Linked DNA regions of Homo sapiens: region 2 is linked to region 1. The links are chromatin contacts, found by Hi-C or POLR2A ChIA-PET in ENCODE. All regions are on one chromosome and are shown on one strand. The core of a region is the stretch at or near the end of the contact, and the rest is flanking DNA. Distances in the headings are between cores, read along the strand shown. Region 1 overlaps BICD1 (BICD cargo adaptor 1). Region 2 overlaps BICD1 (BICD cargo adaptor 1).

Evidence for each region. Hi-C counts contacts between places; a loop is a spot of excess contacts on that map. ChIA-PET counts read pairs that join two places held with the same protein, here RNA polymerase II (POLR2A). Pooled maps may share reads with other maps.
Region 2: a loop to region 1 is called in a map of OCI-LY7, with 5 times the contacts of the local background. The contact joins two enhancer-like sites. A Hi-C loop is called at or near these places in 10 of 168 maps with a recorded cell type or tissue (B cell, Caco-2, GM12878 and 7 more), 27 of 37 single-sample maps with no recorded cell type and 12 of 50 pooled maps. POLR2A ChIA-PET finds 5 or more read pairs at or near these places in 8 of 52 experiments (A673, B cell, BJ and 5 more).

Annotation. Positions count from the first base shown.
Region 1 is chr12:32,261,089-32,267,860 of GRCh38, forward strand. The region is part of intron 2 of BICD1 (BICD cargo adaptor 1); the gene reads left to right. Among named protein-coding and RNA genes, the nearest start is that of FGD4, 140 kb to the right of the region's middle. RefSeq lists enhancers at 3,962-4,011, 4,052-4,101, 5,016-5,125. Within about 2 kb of position 4,148, at least 6 of the 41 ENCODE cell types and tissues checked have a DNase peak (open chromatin) inside an H3K27ac peak, as active enhancers do; they include B cell and OCI-LY7, where a contact is called at or near this core.
Region 2 is chr12:32,297,841-32,304,025 of GRCh38, forward strand. All of the region lies in intron 3 of BICD1 (BICD cargo adaptor 1), which reads left to right. Among named protein-coding and RNA genes, the nearest start is that of FGD4, 99 kb to the right of the region's middle. RefSeq lists a silencer at 727-898. Within about 2 kb of position 4,516, at least 4 of the 41 ENCODE cell types and tissues checked have a DNase peak (open chromatin) inside an H3K27ac peak, as active enhancers do; they include B cell and OCI-LY7, where a contact is called at or near this core.

The sequences.
Region 1 (6,772 bases), core at 2,898-5,397:
GATGAGGATGGTCATGGGGACTTTGTTACCGAAGGAGGCCCAAGCTCATGATTTCACAGGATTGATTCCTCCATCTCACTGATCATTTAACAAATACTTATGGATGACCCATGTGCCAGACCCTGTGCTAGGGAACTCATCCAAAACTTACAAAAATTTCTCCTAGATGCACAGACGATGAATAGTAATTACCTCTTCCTGTGTTTTACCCTTCCTATTTCTTCTTTTCTTCCCTTGACCCAGAAATTCATCAATTGCCCTAGGGCTGTTCCGGCTTAGTGCTTGTTGGTCAGTTGGATGTGCCCTTCTGCTCAGGTCTTTGTGGGCTCTCACTGGTGTTCGTATGCATATAGAATGGATGTCTGCATCACATTGTAGGGACAGTGTATGGGGATGTGAAGACAATAAGTGAAAGTCTGCCGCCCACTAAGACACAAGCAGCATTGCTATAAACTCCAGTGGAAAAAGGTGATATTATAGGGAAGGAAAACCGTATTGTCATATTTTCATGGAATTCAGTGAATTGCATTTTGAGGACCAGTGCCATTTTGATGCTGGAGGATTCCACCACCTTTGTGGTGTTGTTTCCTGGAAGAGATTCTACTACTGAAGTGGTGTTGGCAGCAGGTGTACCCAGCAAAATCAGGTAGCAAGGCCTGGTGGAACTTGGCAGAAAGGAGCTCACTGGGGCCATCAGAGACAGTAGTGAGGCCCCCTTGTGCCAGTTAGGGGGCAGCAGAGACCCAAAAGTGGATTTTACCAGAAAGGGTTGAAGCAGGAGAGGAAGGAAATGGCGAATGCCTTGACAGGCCATGTTTGTGAGTCCAGGAAGACAACTCATGGGAGCTCTCAGAAATAATTGTGGGGTGAGGTGAGTGCATACTTGGATAGAGATGTTACAGTACCTGACAGGGGCAAGACCCAGTAATATATGGGTTGTTACTATTAAACGTGACCCCATTTTAAGTCGTGGGTTTATATAACAAGGTTATTTATGCTTGTTATATGCTTTATGTGCATTACCTATAAATGTCCTTAAACTTTTATCACAGTGCAAATGCAGCTCATTACCAGAATCCGTGAGCACTGTCTTCAAACCCTCCCCATTGCCTTGACATTGGCTTTTTCTTAATTCTGTCTCTTTTTTTGGCCACTCTGCTCTTGATCTTGTGTCTACATCTGAGCCTGAAATTGGAGAGTCCTTGGCTACTCTATAATCTGAGTCTTCTACTTCCTGCTTTCCCTATTCAGTCTCCCATTTCCTTCTCCAGCCCCATCCCTGGTACTAGCAAGTCCCTCCCTGATGTCTTCACCATCCGTTCCTTTCAGACACCTGCCACCCTTCACATTAGCAAAATGACAAAAAATAAGAATAAATAAGGTGAGTATAGTAGATTGCATAGTGGCCCCCAAAAGATACACCACAGAGCTCCACACATACTAACCCTTGGTCCCTCAGAATGTGACTTATTTGGAATAAGGGTCTTTGCCAATGTAATTAAGATAAGGATCTAGAGATGAGTCCATCTCCTGGGTTACAGTGAGCCTTAAAGCCAATGACAAGTATCCTTATAAGAGACAGCAAAGGAGAAGGTGGCCATGTGAAGACAGAGACAGAGATTGGAATTCTGCTGCCATAAGACAAGGAATGCCAGGGGCACCAGAAGCAGGAGCTTTCTGAAGGTGCATGGCCCCTGCCAGCACCTTAATTTCAAGTGTCTGGCCTCCAGAACTGTGAGAGAACAAACTCTGCTGTTTAAACCACCAAATTTAGGCTGTGAGTGGTGGCTCACGCCTGTAATCCCAGCACTTTGAAAGGCCAAGGTGGGCGGATCGCTTGAGCTCAGGAGTTTGAGACCAGCCTGGCCAACATGGTGAAATCTCGTCTCTATTGAAAAAAAAAAAATTAGCCAGGTGTGGTGGTGCACGCCTGTAGTCCCAGCTACTTCGGAGAGAGGATCACCTGAGCCCGGGCAGCCAAGGCTGTAGTGAGCTATGATCTGGCCACTGCACTCCAGCCTGGGCAACAGAGTGAGAGCCGGTCTCAAAATCAAACAAAAAAGCCACTAAGTTTGTGGTAATTTATAACAGCAGCCCTAGGAAACTGAGACAATGGGTGACCATACAGCACCAAAGGACTTCTATTTCATGATTGGTGAACATTTTAAAATAAGAAAAGGCCAGGCATGGTGGCTCACGCCTATAATCCCAGCACTTTGGGAGGCCGAGGCGGGTGGATCACGAGGTCAGGAGTTCAAGACCACTCTCGCCAAGATGGTGAAACCCTGCCTGTACTAAAAATACAAAAATTGGCCAGGTGTGGTGGTGGGCACCTGTAATCCCAGCTACTCGGGAGGCTGAGGCAGAGAACTGGTTGAGCCCGGGAGGCAGAGGTTGCAGTGAGCCAAGATCACGCCACTGCACTCCAGCCTGGGTGACAGTGAGACTCCATCCCAAAAAGAAAAAAAAAAAAAAAGTATTACAGAAAAGAATGTGAGAACATGTTTCAAGTATTAACAAATAAAAGAATGCATGCTAAATAATTATTTGCAACACATCATAGAGCCAGTTCTCACCTGGCAATAAGGTACTCCAAAAGTTCATTCATAAGTAAATTGAGACTCAGAATGCATATTTTTCCTGCAGGAGTCATGTGATATATTATGGATGTTTTCAAATATTAATCCATAATAATCATTTTAAGTTAATCATATGCGGACTATAGTTTTCTTGAAGCGAGGGATTGTTCTACACGTATTTAAGTCTTGCTGTCTAGCAGAGTGCTTTGCATGGGTAGGGCCTCCAATAAATGCTTGATGAGTAGTAGTTCATTAAAAAATTCTTTAAAATTTTTTTTACCACAAAACATCTGCAAGTAGAGTAGTTCATTTTTTAAAGCACCATACACTAATATTTAATAGCAGCTGTTTTAGAGTCAGATTGCAAGGCTTCAGATCCTGGCTCTGCCACTTACAGAATGCAAATCATTAAGCAAATTTACATAATCTCTGTGTGCTTCAATTTATTTGTCTATAAAATTGTGATATTAATACCTATCTCACAATGCTGTTGTGAGGAGTAAATGAATTATTATGTACTAAATACTTAGAACATTACTTGCATGTACGGATTCAATAAATCTTAAATATTGTTATTAGCTCTTAAGTATATCTCCTCAACTAAATTATAAACTCTGAGGAAGAGGCAAGATCCTATCCTTTTTAAAATCCCGGCATCTACACAATTTCTTGCATATTGTGTGCACTCAGTGAGTATTTGTTGAACTACTAAAAGGAATGAATGATTGGCTATATGTTTACAATACCTTCTCCATAAAAAATACATATAGAATTGATAACATTCTAACATTTGTTACAGTAAAAAATGTTTTTAGAAATTAAATAGAATTTTTTTTTTAAGACAGTGTCTTGCTGTGTCGCCCAGGCTGGAGTGCAGTGGCATGATGTCAGCTCACTGCAACCTCTGCCTCCTGGGTCCAAGCAATTCTCCTGCCTCAGCCTCCCAAGTAGCTGGGACTACAGGCACGTGCCACCACACCCTCCTAATTTTTGTATTTTTAGTAGAGATGGGGTTTCACCATTGTTGGCCAGGCTGGTCTCAAACTCCTAACCTCAAGTGATCCACCTACCTTGGCCTCCCAAAATGCTGGGATTACAGGTGTGAGCCACCATGCCCAGCCTAAATAGAATTTTTAAGATGTCAGAGCAAAAAGGAAATTATTACCAGTGTGAAATTCTTCACTATATTTTAGCCCCTAAGAGGCAGAGACCTTGTCCTGTTTCTTTGTAACTGCTGCATTTTGCGTGATGTTTTGCAGAATAGGCATGTGCGACCTTGTACACAGAAAGGGCTTAAGCAAATCCTTATGCAGATTCCTGGAGTTATTTTTCTGTGCTGGTCGCTCCTTTCCAGAATTCTACTCTGCAACTTCCAGCTGCCTTAGCCTTCTGAACTCAGAGCCCCCTCTCCTTACCTCCACGAGGCCTCTGGGGTCTCTGGGTTTCCCCTTCTTGCACTTGCAGTTTATACATTGCCTCCAAGCAGAAGGCCCAGGTGTTTCTCATGCTCATCCCATCTGTTTCCCCTCTAACAGAGATTAGTCTTACAAGGCCTCGTGTTCAGTCTGAAAACAGCTGCTTCCTGTACTTCGTTCAGTTCTCTAATTGCTCACAATAAAAAGCTAAGTCCTTTCTTACTTCATCATGGCTAGAAGCAGTTCCCATGCGAATGTCTTGGTTAAAGGAGAAAAATGTATAAGGTAACTATAAACTAAGACTTTCACATCAATTCAGTTGGTTCTTTTGTTAAGAATTACAGGGTTGGGCACGATGGCTCACACCTGTAATCCCAGAACTTTGGGAGGCTGAGGCGGGAGGATCCCTTGAGGCCAAGATTTTAAGATCAGCCTGGGAAACATAGTGAGACCCCGTTTCTACAGAAAAAAAAAAAAAAAAAGTAAAAATTAGGCACAGTGTCGCATGCCTCTAGTCTCAGCTACTTGGGAAGCTGAGGCAGGATGATCAATCCCTTGAGCCCAAGAGTTCGCGGTTACAGTGAGCTATAATTGTGCCACTGCATTCAGCCTAGGTGACACAGCGAGATCCTATTTAAAAAAAAAAAAAAAGACAAAAAGAAAAGAAAATTACAGTATAATTTTTCTGTGTTGAAGAGCTTCTGCTGGACAAATTTTCAGTCTTGGTCGGCAGTTTAACTCAAGAACAGACTCTTCTATCTTCACTTCCAGCTTACATAAATTAGAATGGAGAAGAGAATTCTAAAGTATAAAGAATGTACACTGTTCTCTGCCCCAATTACACATCTGTCTCACGGCTTGTTAGGCAGCATGATGAATAAGCGTGTCATCTCTCTCCATTTATTTGTGCATCCATTTTTATATCCATAGTCTATAGAGACTTTCATTGCTTCTCACAAATTTGTTTAAACTTTTAATAGTGATATATACAGACTTCCTCATCTAAGCACAGACACGATTTCTATTTAGGTCATTTCTGTGCAGTCACTTCCTCTTCCTAGGTCATAGCCCTGTAGTTCTATCATACATAGACTGTCTATTTTAATAGAAACCTGCAGCAATGGTGGAAGGAGGGGAACGGGAGTCATTTCATCAGAAAGATGCATTGTATCTACTGGAGAATTTTCTTGTCTTAGAAACACTAGAAATTATATTTTCTGGAAATTTCAAATTTTACTAAAATGTGGTCATTGTCAATTATGTAACAGGGGCTTTCCTTTTCAATATAGCGACTATCAGTAATAGTGCTGGAAATATGATAACAGGCCACATTCTAAAAATTCATTTCCTCTTTAATTAGGACCTAACTCTTGGAAACTCCTTCATGTGAGCTGCCACAACATCATCTAAAAGCAAACTGCCAAAAAATCATCTTAAACCGCATCATCTAAAAGTTATTTTGGCAAAATGCATGGTCTCAAATGGAAGATAATGACAGCTAAGATAGAATTTAGAATGAGCCCCAGCACTTTGGGAGGCCAAGGCGGGTGGATCACTTGAGGTCAGGAGTTCGAGACCAGCCTGGCCAACATGGTGAAACCCTGTCTCTACCAAAAATATAAAAAAATAGCCAGGCGTGGTGGTGCATGCCTATAATCCCAGCTACTCGGGAGGCTGAGGCAGAAGAATCACTTGAACCCAGGAGATGGAGGTTGCAGTGAGCCAAGATCACGTCACCGCACTCTAGCCTGGGCAATAGAATGAGACTCTGTCTCAAAAAAAAAAAAAAAATTTAGAATGAGCACGAAGTTAATGAATAATACCTCAGTCACATTCTAGTAAGAAACCATTCCTCCTTGTGGGAATTAGAGCCCTGCCCCCAGAACCCTGGCTCTGAGGTTTGACTTCTGTTATGTACTGACAGTCCCCATTACGCTCATGGTTCCATGGTGCCAGCACAGGAGTGGCTGATGACAGAGGCTGACATGTCATGCACATCATTCTGTCTATCTCATTGTTTAGTGTCTCTTCCTTGGTAAATGCTCTCTGATAGGTGTTACCATGCAATCGAAAGATCACACACCTGATACTACTATGTGTCTATCCATTTGCCTCTTTCCTAGACATCTTATCCCTAGCCTTTCAAACTTTCTCCTTCTGGATCCCTGCATATGTACACAGTGTATACAATGAACTGTAATTAAATAAACTACATAATTTACTTATTGATTAGGTCTCTTTTAAACTATTTCTTGTGAGTTCAAGAAAGCAGAGATCTTTGTAGTTTTTTTGTTTTGTATTTTAATTACTACTGTATCCCTAGCACTTATAATAGTGTGTGGCAGAGAACAAGTACTCAGTAAATAGTTGCTGGGTGAATCCATACTAAATATAAATCTTTGTCAATTAGTATATGTGTGAGAAATATCTATTCCTAGTTAGAGGCTGGTCTTTTCATTTACTTTATTGTAAATGATGTTTGAATGAACAGAAGTATGGAATTTTAATGTAGTTAAATTTATCAATCCTTATTAAGCTATTTTTTTGTTTCTTATTTAAGAAATTCTCTGCTGCAAAGTGATAAATATGTTCTGGTATATTTTCTTCTAACCCATCTTTCCCCCACTGATCTGCAATGACATTTTTGTTGTTAATTAACTTTTATTACCAGTGAATCTGTTTCTAGGCTCTCTATTTTGTTTCATTGTCTGACTATCCTTTTTAAAATAAGTTTTTTTAGAGACAGGGTCTAACTCTGTTGCCCAGGCTGGAGTGCAG
Region 2 (6,185 bases), core at 3,266-5,765, 37 kb after region 1:
CTACGATAGAGCCTGATCCACAGTAGATATTAAATAAATACTTGTTGAAAGAATAAGAAAACTGGCCAGGCACGGTGGCTCATGCCTGTAATCTCAGCACTTTGGGAGGCTGAGGAGGATCACTTGAGTCCAAAAGTTTGAGACCAGCCTGGGCAACATAGGGAGACCTCATCTCTACCAACAACAAAAAAAATTAACCAAGTGTGATGATGCACACCTGTGGTTCCAGCTACTTGGGAGGCTGAGATGGAAGGATTACTTGAGCCTGGGAGGCTGAGGCTGCAGTGAGCTGTGATCACACCTCTGTACTCCAGCCTGAGCGATAGAGTGAGACCCTGTCTCAAAAAAAAAAAATGGGAAAAAAAAAAGCAACAATTCAGTCACACTTCTAATATGAAACATTTCCTCCAATGTCAGGTAATAATATATAAGAATATCACCCTGGGTGCAATGGCTGATGCCTGGAATCCCAGCACTTTGGGAGGCCGAGGTGGGCGGATCGCGAGGTCAGGAGTTCGAGATCAGTCTGGCCAACATAGTGAAACCCTGTCTCTACTAAAAATATAAAAAAGAAATTAGCCGGGCGTGGTGACAGGTGCCTGTAGTCCTAGCTACTCAGGAGGCTGAGGCAGGAGAATCGCTTGAACCCAGGAGGCGGAGGTTGCAGTGAGCCGAGATCACGCCACTGCACTGCAGCCTGGGTGACACAGTGAGACTCCGATCCACCTCAAAAAAAAAAAAAAAAAGAGGCTGGGCATGGTGGCTCATGCCTGTAATCCCAGCACTTGGGGAGGCCGAGGCGGGCAGATCACCTGAGGTCTGGAGTTCGAGACCAGCCTGACCAACATAGAGAAACCCCGTCTCTACTAAAAATACAAAATTAGCCGGGCGTGGTGGCACATGCCTGTAATCCCAGCTACTAGGGAGGCTGAGGCAGGAGAATCGCTTGAACCTGGGAGGCAGAGATTGCAGTGAGCCGAGATCATGCCATTGCACTCCAGCCTGGGCAACAAGAGTGAAACTCCATCTCAAAAAAAAAAAAAAAAAAAGAATATCATAAGGTAATATCATAAAAGACCTAGGAAATGTATTCAGTTGTTTTATTTCATTTAACCGGTATTTCAGGGGTATCTCTCTATGAGATCATGTACTTTTTAGAGACAAAAGATACAGTCACTGGCTCAAAGAGCTTGTAGTCCCAATAGGGACTCCTAGCAATTTGTGTAAATGAATATTAAAGCCACATGTTAGGTTTGGCAACACAGGGATAGATTAAGATCTTTAGAGTTCCTAAGCTCTGAAAGGATTATGATATCTAACCTTGACCGTCATGTAGTTAAAAATAAAGTTATTAAACTATGAAGTTGCCATAAGGAATCCTAATAAAGCACTTATTTTTCCTATGGTGACTGCTTTGATGTTGTCTTTAAAATATCAAACACCAGTTTTTAAGCACCTTCTTGTTCCGTTTCTTGCTTCCTCTGCTTTGCTGGGGCTCTAATCACATGGTGCAGCCTTACAACAACGGCACAGAAAGGAGTGATGAGTTTGCCTCAGTGGGCACCAAAGACTTCAGTTAGGATGAGATTCTTAACTTAGGTGTTAAAAGAGGAATAAGAGTTTTCCAGATGACAGCCTTTTCCCAGGCGGAGAAACATGAAACAGCTGGGTGAATAGTAGGAGCTTGTACCACATTTGAGTGAGTGGTGTGAGTGAAGCTGCCCAGACAGAAAGAGATCAGGGCCAGGCACGGTGGCTCACACCTGTAATCCCAACACTTTAGGAGGCCAAGTCACGAGGATCACTTGAGTTTGAAACCAGCTTGGGCAACATAGTGAGACCTCGTCTCTACAAAAAAACAATTTAAAAAATGAGGCGAGAGGATGACTTGAGTCCAGGAGGTTGAGGCTCCAATGAGCCATGATTGTGCCACTGGACTCCTGCCTGGGTGACATAGCAAGAGATCGGGTCTTACAGGAAGTCTAGGCCATCAATTGAATAAATACTACTGAATTTTAAACTCTGCAGTGCAAACTAAATTAATGTCTTCAAGTCAAGACCAGAGTTAGCAAACTTTTTCTGTGAAGGGCCAGATAGTAAGTATCTTAGGTTTCATAGGTCACATGATCTCTCTTGCGACTACCCAGCTCTGCTCTGGTAGAAGCAGCCATAGACAACATGTAAACAAATACATGGGAGTGTGTTCCAATAGAACTGTCTACACGAAAATAGGTGGTGGGCTGGATTTGCTCCGGAGGACATACTATTTTTTTTTTTTTGAGACAGAGGCTCGCTCTGTCGCCCAGGCTGGAGTGCAATGGTGCGATCTCAGCTCACTGCAAGCTCTGCCTCCCGGGTTCACGCCATTCTCCTGCCTCAGCCTCCCAAGTAGCTGGGACTACAGGCACCCGCCACCATGCCTGGCTAATTTTCTTGTATTTTTTAGTAGAGACGGTGTTTCACCGTGTTAGTCAGGATGATCTCGATCTCCTGACCTCATGATCCTCCTGCCTCGGCCTCCCAAAGTGCTGGGATTACAGGCATGAGCCACCGTGCCCAGCCAGGACATACTATTATTGGACAACCTCTGGTCTAGGCCATCAGTTTAACAAAGATTGCAGCAAAACAGGTCTACAATGCAAACTAAAGTAATGTCTGCAAATATAAGCTTATCACATAATCTGGGGCAGTCAGAGGGTTGGTTGAAATACTAGGAAAGGTTGGCAAGAGGTGTCCTATGTTGTCCAGGGAAAGAAAAGGAAAGGGTTGAGAGGAAGATGACTTTACAGTATTTTTTTTTTTTTTTTTTTTTTTTTTTTTGGAGACAGAGTCCAGCTCTTTTGCCCAGGCTGGAGTGCAGTGGAAGCAATCCTGGCTCACTGCAAGCTCTGCCTCCCGGGTTCACGCCATTCTCCTGCCTCAGCCTCCTGAGTAGCTGGGACTACAGGCACCCACCACCATGCCCAGCTAAATTTTTTTTTTTTGTATTTTTAGTAGAGACAGGGTTTCACTGTGTTAGCCAGTATGGTCTTGATCTCCTGACCTCATGATCCACCCACCCCAGCCTCCCAAAGTGCTGGGATTACAGGCGCGAGTCACTGCGCCCGGCCCAACTTTACAGTATTTAAGCAGGCCTGAAAGAAACCATGACACAAGGAAACACACTGCTGTCTGAAGCAATTTCCAAGTTGCCTTTCTTATAACCACACTGAGGGCAATCCTTGCTTCTCCTTTCATAAGGAGGTAAAGGCCCTTCTGATTTCCATACTCCTTCATCCCAAGTCACCTGCAAAGCAGTAAATCATGTTGAGCATGCGTTTCTGGATTCCTCTCTTCCTCCACACTTCATCCTCAGTTTCCCCCTGCTTCCTGGCTAACAAATTGAGATTCCTATAATCAGAGAATGAACCTTTCATTTCACTACCAGAGATAAAGTAAAAAATGCATGTTTTTGCTTGAAGTAACAACCTAGTTGAAATGCAGTCAGTCAGCAAGTATAAAGGAAAGGTGACTGGATGCTTTAGTGTGGGAAAGGTTGTTTGCTCGGTGGAAAAGGTTGGAGAGAGTCAGTCACAGGGCAGGAGCAGTGAACTCAAATGACCACAAGCAGCTTATAAATAGCATTAAGTACAAGATGTAAACAAAAAGTAGAGGCCGAGTGCAGTGGCTCACGCCTGTAATCCCAGCACTTCGGGAGGCTGAGGTGGAAGGATTGCTTCGGTCCAGGAGTTTGAGACCAGCCTGGGCAACATGGTACAAAACCTTGTCTCTACAAAAAGAAAAAAAAAGCCAAGCATGGAGGTATGCGCCTGCAATCCCAGCTACCCAGGAGGCTGAGGTGGGAGGATTGATTGAGACTGGGAGATCAAGGCTGTAGTGAGCTGTGATCAAGCCACTGTACTCTAGCCTGGGCAACAGAGCAAGACCCTGTCACAAACAAACAAACAAAAGAAAAAGTAGATGGAAAAGGAACAGCCAGTGCTCACTTACAGGTGATTTTTGTGCTCTGTGAAGGTGGGCCCAGTGTTGCCTGAATTATTTATTTATTTTTATTTACTTATTTTTAGACGGAGTCTTGCTCTGTCGCCCAGGCTGGAGTGCAGTGGCGCGATCTCGGCTCACTGCAACCTCTGCTTCCTGGGTTCACGCCATTCTCCTGCCTCAGCCTTCTGAGTAGCTGGGACTACATGCACCTGCCACCACGCCCCACTAATTTTTTGTATTTTTAGTAGAGACGGGGTTTCACTGTGTTAGCTAGGATGGTCTTGATCTCCTGACCTCGTGATCCGCCCGCCTCAGCCTCCCAAAGTGCTGGGATTACAGGCGTGAGCCACTGAGCCCAGCCCGAACTTTTGATTTTTTTAAAAAAGAAATCAGAAGTTTTCAAATGTTTGTGAAATCATCAGTTTTCTAAATATTGGCAATCAATTCCAAAAGTTTTATAACGTGTTACAAGCCAAATAAAGCACATCTATAGGCTCGATGGTCTATGGGCACCCCTTGTGATCTCTGCTTTAAATCATTTGATGTCTGAATTGGTGGAAGGGACACGGGAGCACACACCAGCCTGGGGAGCCCACTAGAGTACAGAATGCAAACTACAGGGACACATGCCTTTGAGCAGGTAGTAGATAGCCAGGGCCTGTCAAGTTATTAGGTGTCCCAGGCCAGGTAATAACTCCTTGGAGTTGTGAAAAGTATATTTCATTTCCATGCCATCATGTTTGTAACATGCTATTTATAGTGCCCAGTTATCATTTTTCCCAAAGTGCAATTTTTCTCCCATGAAGTACTCATAATCTTAAGTAATGTAGTTGATATGTAACCCAGAAACTCCTACTTGATTAGAAGACAGTTATTGGTAGTATGCCATTGATAGATTTGTTAATTTTTTGTTATATTTATTCAAATGCATATTCATGGTAGAACAATTAGCACTTTCTAGTTTTCATTCTAAATAATGGATATTATAAATAATGGTCTCCAATATTGACTCTTTTGAGTAATTCTATCAGGGACATGTTGAAATTCCAATGACCATTTTTTTTTTTTTTTTTGCCTTAGAGGCATCTTTTGTACATAATGTATTTCTTTTTTTTTTTTTTTCCCTCAAGACAGGGCCTCACTCTGCCACCCAGATTGGAGTGCAGTGACACCATCAGGGCTCACTGCAGCCTTGACCTCCCTGGGCCCGAGTGATCCTCCCACCTCATCCTCCCGAATAGCTGGGACTATAGGTGCACGCCACCACACCTGGCTAATTTTCTTATTTTTTGTAGAGAGAGGGTTTCATTATGTTGCCCAGGCTGGTCTCAAACTCCTGTGCTCAAGCAATTCACCGAGATTACAGGCCTGAGATTACAGGTGCTGAGATTACAGGCCTGAGCCACCGTGCCCAGTCCTCATAATGCATTTCACACACCATAGTGTGGTGAGCACATTCTTTCACTGAAATAACACTATCCATATTCACATATACAACTGGCATTGTTAGAAACATCTGCTATACATATGTCTTTATGAGTTGCATCCTATTAGAGCACCACAGTGTTTCGGTGACCAGTGAGTGCTGGTTTACCATCAGCTTTCATTGTTCCCTTCTGACGGTGTATTTCTCAGTTTTTTCCTGGGCCCAGTGCTGCCCAGAGTAAAGGCTACATTCTTCACTCCTCCTCGCAGCCAAATGGCATAAGACTAGTACCAGCCAATGATATATAACAAGTGATGTGGGTAACTTTTAATGTCCTTAAAGGGAGACAGTGTGCTCCTTATTTTGTGCCACCGCTTAGAACATGATCAAATGGCAAGCCACCTGAGATAGTATGGTCTAGACTAGAAGGCTGTACAACAACAGAGGAAGAGCCTGGCTCCTGGATGACCTCATGGAGCAGAGATTCCATGAGGAATCTCCTCCTGTCTACCTCCATACTGTTACATAAGAGAAAAACCTCTGGCTGGGCGTGGTGGCTCACGCCTGTAATCCCAGCACTTTGGGAGGCTGAGGTGGGTGGATCACAAGGTCAGGAGATTGAAATCATCCTAGCTAACATGGTGAAACCCTGTCTCTACTAAAAATACAAAAAAATTAGCCAGGCGTGGTGACGGGCACTTGTAGTCCCAGCTACTCAGGAGGCTGAGGCAGGAGAATGGCGTCAACCAGGAGGTAGAGCTTGCAGTGAGCCGAG